Linked DNA regions of Homo sapiens: region 2 is linked to region 1. A link is an interaction called in ENCODE POLR2A ChIA-PET data of the cell type or tissue named here. Cell type or tissue: endothelial cell of umbilical vein. All regions are shown on one strand. Links, peaks and the distances in the headings refer to the core of each region. The heading gives the core; the rest is flanking DNA. Region 1 overlaps GMDS (GDP-mannose 4,6-dehydratase). Region 2 overlaps GMDS (GDP-mannose 4,6-dehydratase).

What was found. ChIA-PET counts read pairs that join two places held together with the same protein. Peaks named below come from ENCODE experiments on the same cell type or tissue, not always from the same donor. Only the 100,000 strongest peaks of a DNase experiment are listed, where the experiment ranks them.
Region 2: POLR2A ChIA-PET joins it to region 1 with 6 read pairs; 2 of 35 experiments call an interaction of 5 or more read pairs at or near these places.

What each region holds. Positions count from the first base shown.
Region 1 is chr6:1,996,502-2,001,891 of GRCh38, forward strand. The region is part of intron 4 of GMDS (GDP-mannose 4,6-dehydratase); the gene reads right to left. Among named protein-coding and RNA genes, the nearest start is that of GMDS, 250 kb to the right of the region's middle. RefSeq lists a silencer at 3,141-3,341. In endothelial cell of umbilical vein, for the core only: no CTCF peak of the experiment used is centred there; no DNase peak of the experiment used is centred there.
Region 2 is chr6:1,830,297-1,835,686 of GRCh38, forward strand. The region is part of intron 7 of GMDS (GDP-mannose 4,6-dehydratase); the gene reads right to left. Among named protein-coding and RNA genes, the nearest start is that of FOXC1, 220 kb to the left of the region's middle. In endothelial cell of umbilical vein, for the core only: no CTCF peak of the experiment used is centred there; a DNase peak (open chromatin) is centred at 2,705; H3K27ac peaks cover 884 bases.

The DNA of each region.
Region 1 (5,390 bases), core at 101-5,100:
TCACTTACATAAGTCTGCTGGTAGACAGGAAGGGCTAGCGTAGTATCCTAACAATTACTAGGGACGTTATTTTTTTCTATATATTTCTCCACTCTCTGCATCATATGGCTTCCAACTCTTGGTACAAAATGGTTGGCAGAATTCCTGCCATCACATGCACCTTCCCATCAAGAGGATTATTTCCCTTCTACTTTATGGATTCTTCTAGGAAGCTGCACACATCATTTCTACCTAAAAGTGATTTCTTAGAAGGGGGTCACATGACCACACCTAGGTATAAGGGGAGCTAAAAAATGTAGTTCTTCATGTCTGAGGACATGTACTCAGACAAAAATTGAGAATTCCACTACTCAGAAGAGAAAAACAGAAATTGACAGACAACCAACAGTGTTTTCCATACTACCTAAACAGATTTCCAACTAAGGAGTAAGACCCTAGTCTTTTTTTTTGTTTTTAAAGCACCATCGAATTTTCCAAGTAAGTCTTCTGATGCCCACCTCACTTAGCTTGGTGAGAGGAGGGAACGGCCATGGTATTTCCTAGTGGGCTGATGATTCTCAGCCCCCTCCTTCTACTCAATGTGCTCTGACAGCCAGGCAGAGGAAGGGATGGGGTAAAGAGGGAAGGTGCTGGCAGATAGCAAAGTTGGTTCTGATAACTGCTTCTTAAGACCTGAGGAAGGAATAGGTCTCAGTTATTGATGGTTTTCTTGAGAAAGTGAAGACTGGCTGGGCACGGTGGCTCATGCCTGTAATCACAGCACTTTGGGAGGCCAAGGTGGGCAAATCACGAGGTCAGGAGACGGAAACCATCCTGGCCAACATGGTGAAACACCATCTCTACTAAAAATACAAAAATTAGCCAGGCGTGGTGGCACACGCCTGTAGTCCCAGCTACTCAGGAGGCTGAGGCAGGAGATTTGTTTGAACCTGGGAGGCGGAGGCTGTAGTGAGCTGAGATCGCGCCACTGCACTCCAGCCTGGGAGACAGAGTGAGACTCTGTCTCAAAAAAAAAAAAAAAAAAAAGATGTGAGGACTTCACATCACATCTCTAAGACCTCTGCTTTGGACAGAAATCATCAGTGTGCAGAAAACTCCTCCTCAACCCCTGTGGTGGCTTCCTAAAGGGATCATGATTCTTGTCTGTTCCCAGGAAATACACCTGGAAGGGAAGGCCAACTTTTGGCCTGTGGACCCTAGTGAGGTTCATCTCCACTGGCCAATTTGGTGAGCAGAGACCCCTGGGAGACAGCAAACAGAGACTTCCACAAGTGCATCGAGGGGCACCTGCCAACTACCCACATTGATCAGTTTATACCTCTCTATAAAAACAAGCAGGCTATGAAGGGTCAATGAACACTGGAAGAAGACCAAAAATGGGATAGGAGCCAAGCTGAGTAGGCAGGGGAAACGGCCTTTCCTCTGTATCTTCTGGGAAATGCAAAGATACTGCCTCTCAGAGGCAGTACAAGAAGCCTATGAAGAAGGAAGAGCAAATGAGTACCAAGAAAGAGCTCCAGGAAATGAAAAACCAGTTACTTAGGGAAGCTACTCACTGGAGACCTTAGGCAAACAAATAAACATCGGGGAAGATCAAATCTTGATTTAGAAAATGATCTGAAAGTGACCTTCCAGAATGTAAAGGAAAAATAATGAAAGAACAAATGAGAAACATAAATGTCATATCCAGGAGTTATCATAGCTGTGAAAACAATTGAATGAAAGAGAAAGAATCATCAACCTAACGAAAAACTTCCAAGAGGATAAACAGCCCATGAAATACCAGATAAGAATATTGACAGATCATCTACGCACAAACTCCTGGTAGAGTTTCTAAATAAAATAATAAAAAGAAAGTCACTATGAGCTCCCTAGTAAGAAATAAGGAAAGGAAGGAAAAGGAGGGAAGAAAAGAAGAGGAAGAAAGGGACAGGGAAGGCAATTCTAAATGCTAAAAAGTATAGAGCAATAATTACACAAATCTGAGGAAAAGGATTATAACCCCAGAATGGAAACAAAATATTAACAGTCAGCCCTTCGTATCCATAGGTTCAGCAGCTGCAGATTCAATCAACCACAATTCAAAATATTCAGAAAAAAATTTTAATAACATACAAGAATAAAAAGTATTACTTTTTAAAACTACAGTGTACCAATTATTTACATAGCATTTATAATGTATTAGGTATTATAAGTTATCTAAGACGATTTGAAAAATACAGCAGGATGTATATATGCTGTTTGCAAATATCACATCATTTTACATAAGCAACTTGGGCATCCATGGATTTTGGTATCCAAGAAGGCTCCTGGAAGCAATCCCCCATGGATGCCAAGGGACAGCTGTATTAAGCATAAAAATAAAGGAAAACTGTTTTTTTTAAAACAAAAAGACTCAGAAATTATACAACCAATGCAAGATATTACTTGGGAAATACTTCAGCCAAAAAAGTACAAATAGATAAGACATGCAACAAGCAATAAGTAATAAAGATAATAATTCTAATTATCCCAAACCATTTTAAATAATGCAGATAATAGGCCAGGTGCGGTGGCTCACGCCTGTAATCCCAGCACTTTGGGAGGCCAAGGCGGCCATATCATGAGGTCAGGAAATCGAGACCAGCCTGGCCAACATGGTGAAACCCCGTCTCTACTAAAAATACAAAAATTAGCAGGGCGTGGTGGTGCATGCCTGTAATTCCAGCTACTTGGGAGGCTGAGGCAGGAGAATCGCTTGAACCAGGGAGTTGGAGGCTGCAGTGAGCCGAGACTGCACCACTGTACTACAGCCTGGTGACAGAGCGAGACTCTGTCTCAAAAAAAAAAAAAAAAAAAACTGCAGATAATGAATTAACTGCAATTGTTCAGAAAGATATTAAAAGATGTAAAAACAAGCTGATCTAGTATTTAAAATATAAGTTATTTCTACAAAACCTAGAATTTCAGGTAGAAGATGGCAGACTAGCTTAAAAGTTTGCACAAGATTTCCTTTGATCCTTGGCAAGGATACAGTGGCATGAAGATTTTGCTACAGTCTTGGAATTTACAAGTTCAAATATTCTAATGAGGAACAACCAACAAAATATAGTTGGACTCAACTGGAGGTAGAATATAGTTTTAAAAAAATTAGATCCATTAGAGACATCAGAAACATAAAAAAAAATAAAATGAGAACATAAATTTTAAAAACAAACAAAAATGAATGACAGGAATTAGGACAAGGGTAATATGCTGTGAAAGATAAGGAAATCTCCTCTCCCAATTTTGCTAGATGATATTACTCCCCTTTCTTAAAAACATAGTTAACACTGACATTCTTATCTGTTGCCATAGTTCACACAGCTGTTTGGTCTTACTTTTCAAAAATACCAGTTTTATTGAGACATAACGATATATATAATATATATATTATATACATATTATATATTATTATATATAATATATAATATGTATATTATATATATATTATATATATATTTTATATATATATATTATATATATATATTTTTTATATATATATATATCTATATCTTTTTTTTTTTTTTTTTGAGATGGAGTCTCATTCTGTCGCCCAGGCTGGAGTGCAGTGGCATGATCTCAGCTCACTGCAAGCTCCACTTCCCAGGTTCACGCCATTCTCCTGCCTCAGCCTCCCCAAGTAGCTGGGACTACAGGCGCCCGCCACCATGCCCGGCTAATTTTTTGTATTTTTGGTAGAGATGGGGTTTCACCGTGTTAGCCAGGATGGTCTCCATCTCCTGACCTTGTGATCCACCCGCCTTGGCCTCCCAAAATGCTGGGATTACAGGCGTGAGCCACCACTCCCGGACAGTATTTACTATATTAACTGGTTTCTACAACTATCACCATAGTCCATTTCAGAGCATTTTAATCATTCCAAAAGAAACTATGTATTCATTAGCAGTCACCTCCCCAACCCCTGTCCCTTCAACCCTCCCCAATCCCTAAAACCCACTCAACTATTTTATGTCTCTATTACCTATTTTGGACATTTCATGTAAATGTGGTCTTTTGTAAGCTACCTCTTTCGATTAGCATAATATTTTTAAGGTTCATCTATATTGGAGCATGTATCACTACTTTATTACCTTAAAAAGAAACTGTCAATCTCACTTGTGTATGAAGTCTCTTTTTTTGTTTTAGTGGTTCTTTGAGAGACAGGGTCTCGCTCTTTTGCTCAGGTTGAAGTGCAGTGGCACAATCATAGCTTACTGCAGCCTGGAACTCATGGGCTCAAGTGGTTCTCCCACCTTAGCCTCCCAAGTAACTGGAACTATAGGCATACACCACCATGCCCAGCCTTCATTCCTTTCTAAGAAATACTATTCCTTTGTATACCCAATGTATAATACATTTGTTTATCCATTAACCAGCCGATGGACATTCGGATTGTTTCTATATTTTAGCTGCTATGAGTAGCACTGCTATAAACATTCTTGTTTAAGTTTTTGTGTGGACCTATGCTTTCATTTCTCTTGGGTAGAGTAGAATTGCTAGATCATCAAGTGGTAGTTCTACGGTTAACAATGTGAAGAACTACAGACTGTTTGCAGAAGTGGCTACACTAATTTACATTTTCATCAGTAGTGTACGAGATTTCCAATTCTCTAATTTCTTCACCAACACCTGTTATGATCTGACTTTTGATTCCACTCATCATAATAGATATGGACTGGTATTTCATTATGGTTTTGATTTGCATTTCCCTAATGACTAATGATGTCAAGCATCTTTTCACATGCTTATTGGTCATTTGTAAATCTTTTTTGGAGAAATGTTTACTCAGTTCCTTTGCCCACTTTTTAATTGGGTTGTCTTTTTATTACTGAGTTGTAAGAGTTTTTAGATATTCTAAATCTCTATCCCTTATCAGATACATGATTTGCAAATAGTTTCTCTCATTCTGTGGGTTGCCATTCTCTTTCTTCATGGTATCTTTTGAAACACAAAGGTTTCTAATTTTTTTCTTTTAAGAGTTTTATGCTTTTAGCTCTTACATTAGGTTTTTGAAACTGATGCACTGATTTTAAAAACCATATGAAATAGCAAAGGATCCAGAATAACCAGAAAAAGAACAAAGTTGGAGGACTCACACTTCCTAAATTCCAAACTTATAATACAAGCAACAGTAATAAAGAAAGTGCTGTACTGGCATAAGAATAGATGCACAAATCAATGGACTAGAAACATGAGTCCAGAAAAAAACCCATGTGTCTAGGATCGACTGATTTCGACAAGAGTTGCTAGGACCATTCAGTGGGAAAGAGTAGTCTTTTCAACAAATGGTGCACGGACAACTGGAGAGCTACATGTAAAAGAATGAAGTTTGCCCTTACTTCATAGCATATATAAAACTTAACTCAAAT
Region 2 (5,390 bases), core at 336-5,335, 170 kb before region 1:
CTTTGTTGTGGAGTCTGTCTTATGCATTTTAAGATGCTTAGCAACTTCTACCCACTAGGTATCAAGACCATTCCCCCAGTAGCGACAACCAAAATGTCTCCACACATTGCCCTGGATTGAGAACCACTGTTCTAGACTCTAAACATCTTAAGGAGAGGGAGTATGTGTATTCAGCTTTGTATTACATATAACCAACCACAGAGGATATAGTACAGGGGTTCAATGTATGTTAAGAAATAAAGACAAGAAGATGAGACAGAAGCAAGCCCTAAGCAGTGAGTGGTTTTCCACTCTAACAAAGGTACAACACTTCTCTAGTTTTTTTAAGCCAACAATAACTACAGCAATAAATGATGTAGTTGCTTTTGCCTAGAATGTAAGCGAATGATAAACTATATCTGGCACCTGTTCAGAAATCTATGTGATAGTTATTATCAACAAGATATTAAATTATCTGAAATTTATATAAAATTGAATCCTCCACACTATACACTATAGTATACACACTATACTATAAGGCATTTCAGGGATAAGAAATATATATAACTCTTAGAACCTCTTCGAGAATATGCCTGTTTTGTAGACCGATATGTGAAAATGTACCCAAACACTTCAGAAAATGTAGTCCTTCCATTCATGTCTAGGAAACTATTTGCCCAAAGCATTATAATTTTTAAATGGTTCTTCAAAAGTAATGCACATAAACATGATTATCTTGTTTGCTATATTTGGCCAATGCAGATACAGGTTCAATATTCCCAAATCAGAATGATCCAGCAGAGTTATTCTGGTAAGGCCATTTGTAAATTGTTTCCTGATTGGCTACAAAGGCATTACTGCCATTATAGGATTAAAGTAAGTCAATGGCTTTCTTCCCTCTAAATCATTCCGCTGGTTACACTGGCCTCCTGGACGTTAGGTCAAAGCCCTCCCATCCTGAAACTAAAGGAGAATTCAGTGGCTGTGTCCCATCTGCCATGTGTGACAAGTGATATAAGCAAGAATGCCTGTACTCTGGATCTGCCACTTACCAATGTGCCATTTCTCAGTTTCTTTAGTAAAACGAGGAGTCCAGATAATCATTCCTTAAGGGAAGCGTGAAGGGAAAATCTCTATGAACTGCAAAACACTAAACAGATGCCAATTTTAAGTATTTTAGGTAAGGTTATAAAGTTTTTAGCAAAGGGACTAAAGAAGAGCACTCATCAATGAGAATTACAATCCCAGAGGCAGTTAGGGAAACATGACTTAGTAAAATAAAAATAAACACTGTAGGATGCCATGTCACTCAGGCGATAGAAGAAAGTTTTTTATTCCAGCTTTCTGAGGATTCATCCGAACACACATATTCCTAACCTTTTTAGGTTTTTTATAAAATCTTGAAAATTCTTTAAGCACCTGTAGGGATTATTTATCTGAAGGAGCTGAAGCCTGCTTCTAGAGGTATTTGCCAGAGCAAGCTAGCATATTGAAAAATTAGATGTTCAATCCCTGGTAGCCTAGTTCCAGCCCACAGTCACCATCTCTCACCAGGTCTCTACACAGCCAATGCACAAAGGCCAAAGAGGAGTTTCAGCCACTTTTACCCTCCCCATAAGAATTTTTGTAAATACATAATTCCAAGGAAATTTCTGTCTGGTCACAGTTGGTTTGTTTTTAGAACAAAAAACCATAAGGTGGTTGATAACGTCTTCAGAAATTTAATAAATATATAAAAACTACCATCTTACGTGGTTTGATTAGCACTAAGTGAAGGTAGGGTACAGAATTAAAATCTCTTTAGAACAGTGGCTCATGTCTATAATCCTAGCACTCTGGGAGGCCAAGGTGGGAGGATCACTTGAGCAACTTGCTATATTGCCCAGGCTGGTCTCGAAGTTGTTCAGGAGTTTGAGACCAGCCTGGGCAATATAACAAGACCCCATCTCTACAAAAAATAAGAAAATTAGCCAGGTGTGGTGTCATGTGCCTGTAGTCCCAGCTACTAGGGAGGCTGAGTCTGGAAGCTCCTCGAACCCACCAGGAGTTTGAGGTTGCAGTGAGTTATGATTGAGCCACTGCACTCTAGCCTGGGGGACGGAGTGAGACTCTCTATACCCCTACAAAAAAAACAATCCAAAACTCCTTAGAGATTAATTTTTATTTGTAGCATTTGACTCTGTGACTGGAGTGATGGCTTTTATTTTTTTTATGTGTGTTGGAGAGCATGTAAATGCACTGACAGCCAGTCACAGCATGATCACCTACTTTTGTGCCCATTACACAAGCAGTAACTTGGCTGTTCCGGACTCACTGGATGTTCAGGATGAAGAAGTGGAGAAGTGGAAAAGGACAGGTAAAGGTAAGCCAGAGCCAAAGACTCCTTGGTCTTAAAAATAGTCCACCACATGCATTGTTAGCTTGACTGCAAAGCTCTTTTCAGTGAGAAAAGAATGAACAAAGTGAGGCCGACACATTTCAGAAAGCATATCTGCAAACTGCCTATAAGGCAAAAGCGAACTTTTCATTTTCTGTCTCGTAAGTTCTGTCTTTGCCTGCCACAGACCTGATGAGCTTCAGCGGAAAAGTCAGCATGAACATGTGAAGCACACGATGAACTTTATCAGGCTGCGTCTCTGTGGCCACTTTCCAGATCACATATTTACCCAGTAAAAACATTCAGGCCACACGAGGAAGGAAGTCTTCGGCTACTGAAGATCATTAGTAGCACTGAGTGCAACCACTGTCAGTTTTGTGGGGTTGGCCTCTGATCACTCACACAAAGGACGGAAAATTGCTGGCGCCGCTGGACCTGTGCCCAGCTCACCCGGCAGTGGAGCGTATGAAAGCCTTTTTTTTTTTTTTTTTTTTTTTAAACTAATGCACTGGAAGGGGGCAAAGGGTGGCATGGACCCTCAGGCACATTAATCAGCAGGGGAATTGGCCAAATGTCGTCTCCCGCTGGGCTTCAATGCCAAAACTACACGTGTCAGTGACTTCCAGAGAAGGGGAGGCCCCAGAACAACACTGGACACATCAAATGTCCTCCCTTCCTTCATATGGAAAGCTCATCTCGGAGGTGTCAGGATAAAACATGAGAACAGCATCTGTCCTCAGAGACCAAGCAGAGTGATTCACTATTTCATGGCACAATGAGGGGAGGAGGACGCTGTAATAAAAACTTTATAAGGTGAAATCTAAATCCTGAATGCAGCACACATTTTTAAAACTTTTTTTTTTTGCCTTTTCTTCCTTTCCCTTCTCCTCCCCTTCCTGAGGGAACATAACACAAGGTAATTAAATTGTAAATTACTTGAGAGAGAAATGTTTAGACTCATGACAAGTCTTTGTGCAGAAAACAAAACTTCACACCCCACACATATTTTGGATGACCTAATTCTTCCAGCGAAGTTTAAAACTATAACCAAGGTTGTTTAAAAAACCATTTTCACATGGAAGGGCAGTGGGTTGAAAGATCCTCATTATTCAAGAGAAGGGAAATTTATGAAGGCAGAAATTAATACCAAACCCAAACTGCTCATTAAACAAACAAAGTAAATTAAGAAGTTGTTGGTTAGGTTTTCTCTATTTCTAGTCAATATCTAAATGAGAAACATGCTCTCCTTAAAATCACAATGCATATATCGCATCAAATCCATAGAACAACTCTAATATTCTTACTCACTCAAAAATGAAGACATGTATATACAAACATAACTGAATCACAAAGTCAGAGCTTAGGTTCTGGTTAAAATTTACAAAAAAATTAAATAGAAATTATTAAGAATTAGCACCTTAAAATCTAGTAGTTAAAGTTCAATCCTGGTAGGTTACGGATTTGCAGGTTAAAATGCTTGGCATGCTTTGAAATTAAAACAGATGATATTAATTTCATCAATTATCAAGAAAATAAAAGCTATTCTATAAGGATTCATTAAATGTCCATTGAAGATTTAAAAATATTTAAATCTAAAAGAGATTCCATTTAAAATGTTCTCAGTGGTGGGGGAAAAATGCTGGGCTATTTTAAGGCACTAATTTCCATCTGGTAGAACAGATCCAGACCTACAATGTTGCATTTCCCTGAGCAATTGCTCTGAGGGCCTGGAGGTTACCAAATGTCAGAGGCACCATGATACATCATCTGTCTGTTGGCTCCAGTTGGGATCCATCTTTTCTTAGCGCTTGACATCTATGGGGAGAGTCGGCAACTCCCTTTCATTAAATAACAAAACACAACAAAATCCTTTATTTACAGTGCTTTTGTAAGATTTGGTTTAAGCATCAGAAGTATGTTAAGCTTTTAACATACTTCTAAGTTAAATGCAAGATTACTCTGTTCTTAAAGAGAATTGAAGGGCAATTTCTTATTAAACAATTTCCTATTAAACTTATTAAACTTATATAAACTATAACTTATTAAACTATACAATAATTCCAGAATAACTCATTTTTAAAGATCAGATATTGCATTCATATGGTTAAAATCTCAAAAATTAATGTGACATTACTCGATTTTCTCCATCCAGGTCCCGGGAACCCTGTTTGTTCCGTCCCCCTTCCTGCAACCAGGCAACCACAGGAACAGTTTTATTACCCCCATCCACCTTTTTATACTACTTTATACACACTATTCTTGTTTTTTCAACTTAATGTCTCTGAGGGCATTTCAGTTTCACGGAGAATGTTCTTGTACTTTCCTACAGATGCAAGCAAATCACATGATAGATTTACCACAGTTTAATTATTTTTTTATTTAGATATTAATTAGTTCTCTACTGATAGAGAGGGAGAGGGAAGGAGGGAGGGAATATAAAGTGAGTGCTAAGTGCTAACACGGGGCAAATAACACGGACGGGAGGGGCACAGAGTCTGTGTTGCGTAAGGGGGGGTCTGTCAGGGAAGTTTTCCTTGAGGACATGACATTGAAACTGGCTGAAGAACACCCTAAGGCAGCCAGAAGAAGAGCACACAGGGACAGATCACTGGGATAGGGTGGAGGTGGCTTATGCTGCTGCAGGTCGGAACTCAGGGCAGCATTCTACATTCTGTGTCTCTAGAAGAGTGGAAGGAGGCGGCTTTGCTCTCCTTTCCCAACTCAGCTCCCACAACATCTCACATGCTGGGAGATCAGCAGCATTCTTTGTAGGGAGTTGTTATAACAAATTTGGTGAATTCTTATTCTGCTTTTACAGAAAATAATGTGAAACAGAGTTTACATAGAAGGAGATATGTCACTATAAAATAATCTTTAAAAATCTAGTAATTTTCACATTTAAATTACTAAATTAGATTTATGTCTTTTTAGGCTTGATAAACCAACTATTTTATAAGTTCTTAGATCTCTTTTGTATTTCTAATTCAAAAAACAAGTGCAGGCAGATGGGCATAAATATCATTTAATTTGTTGA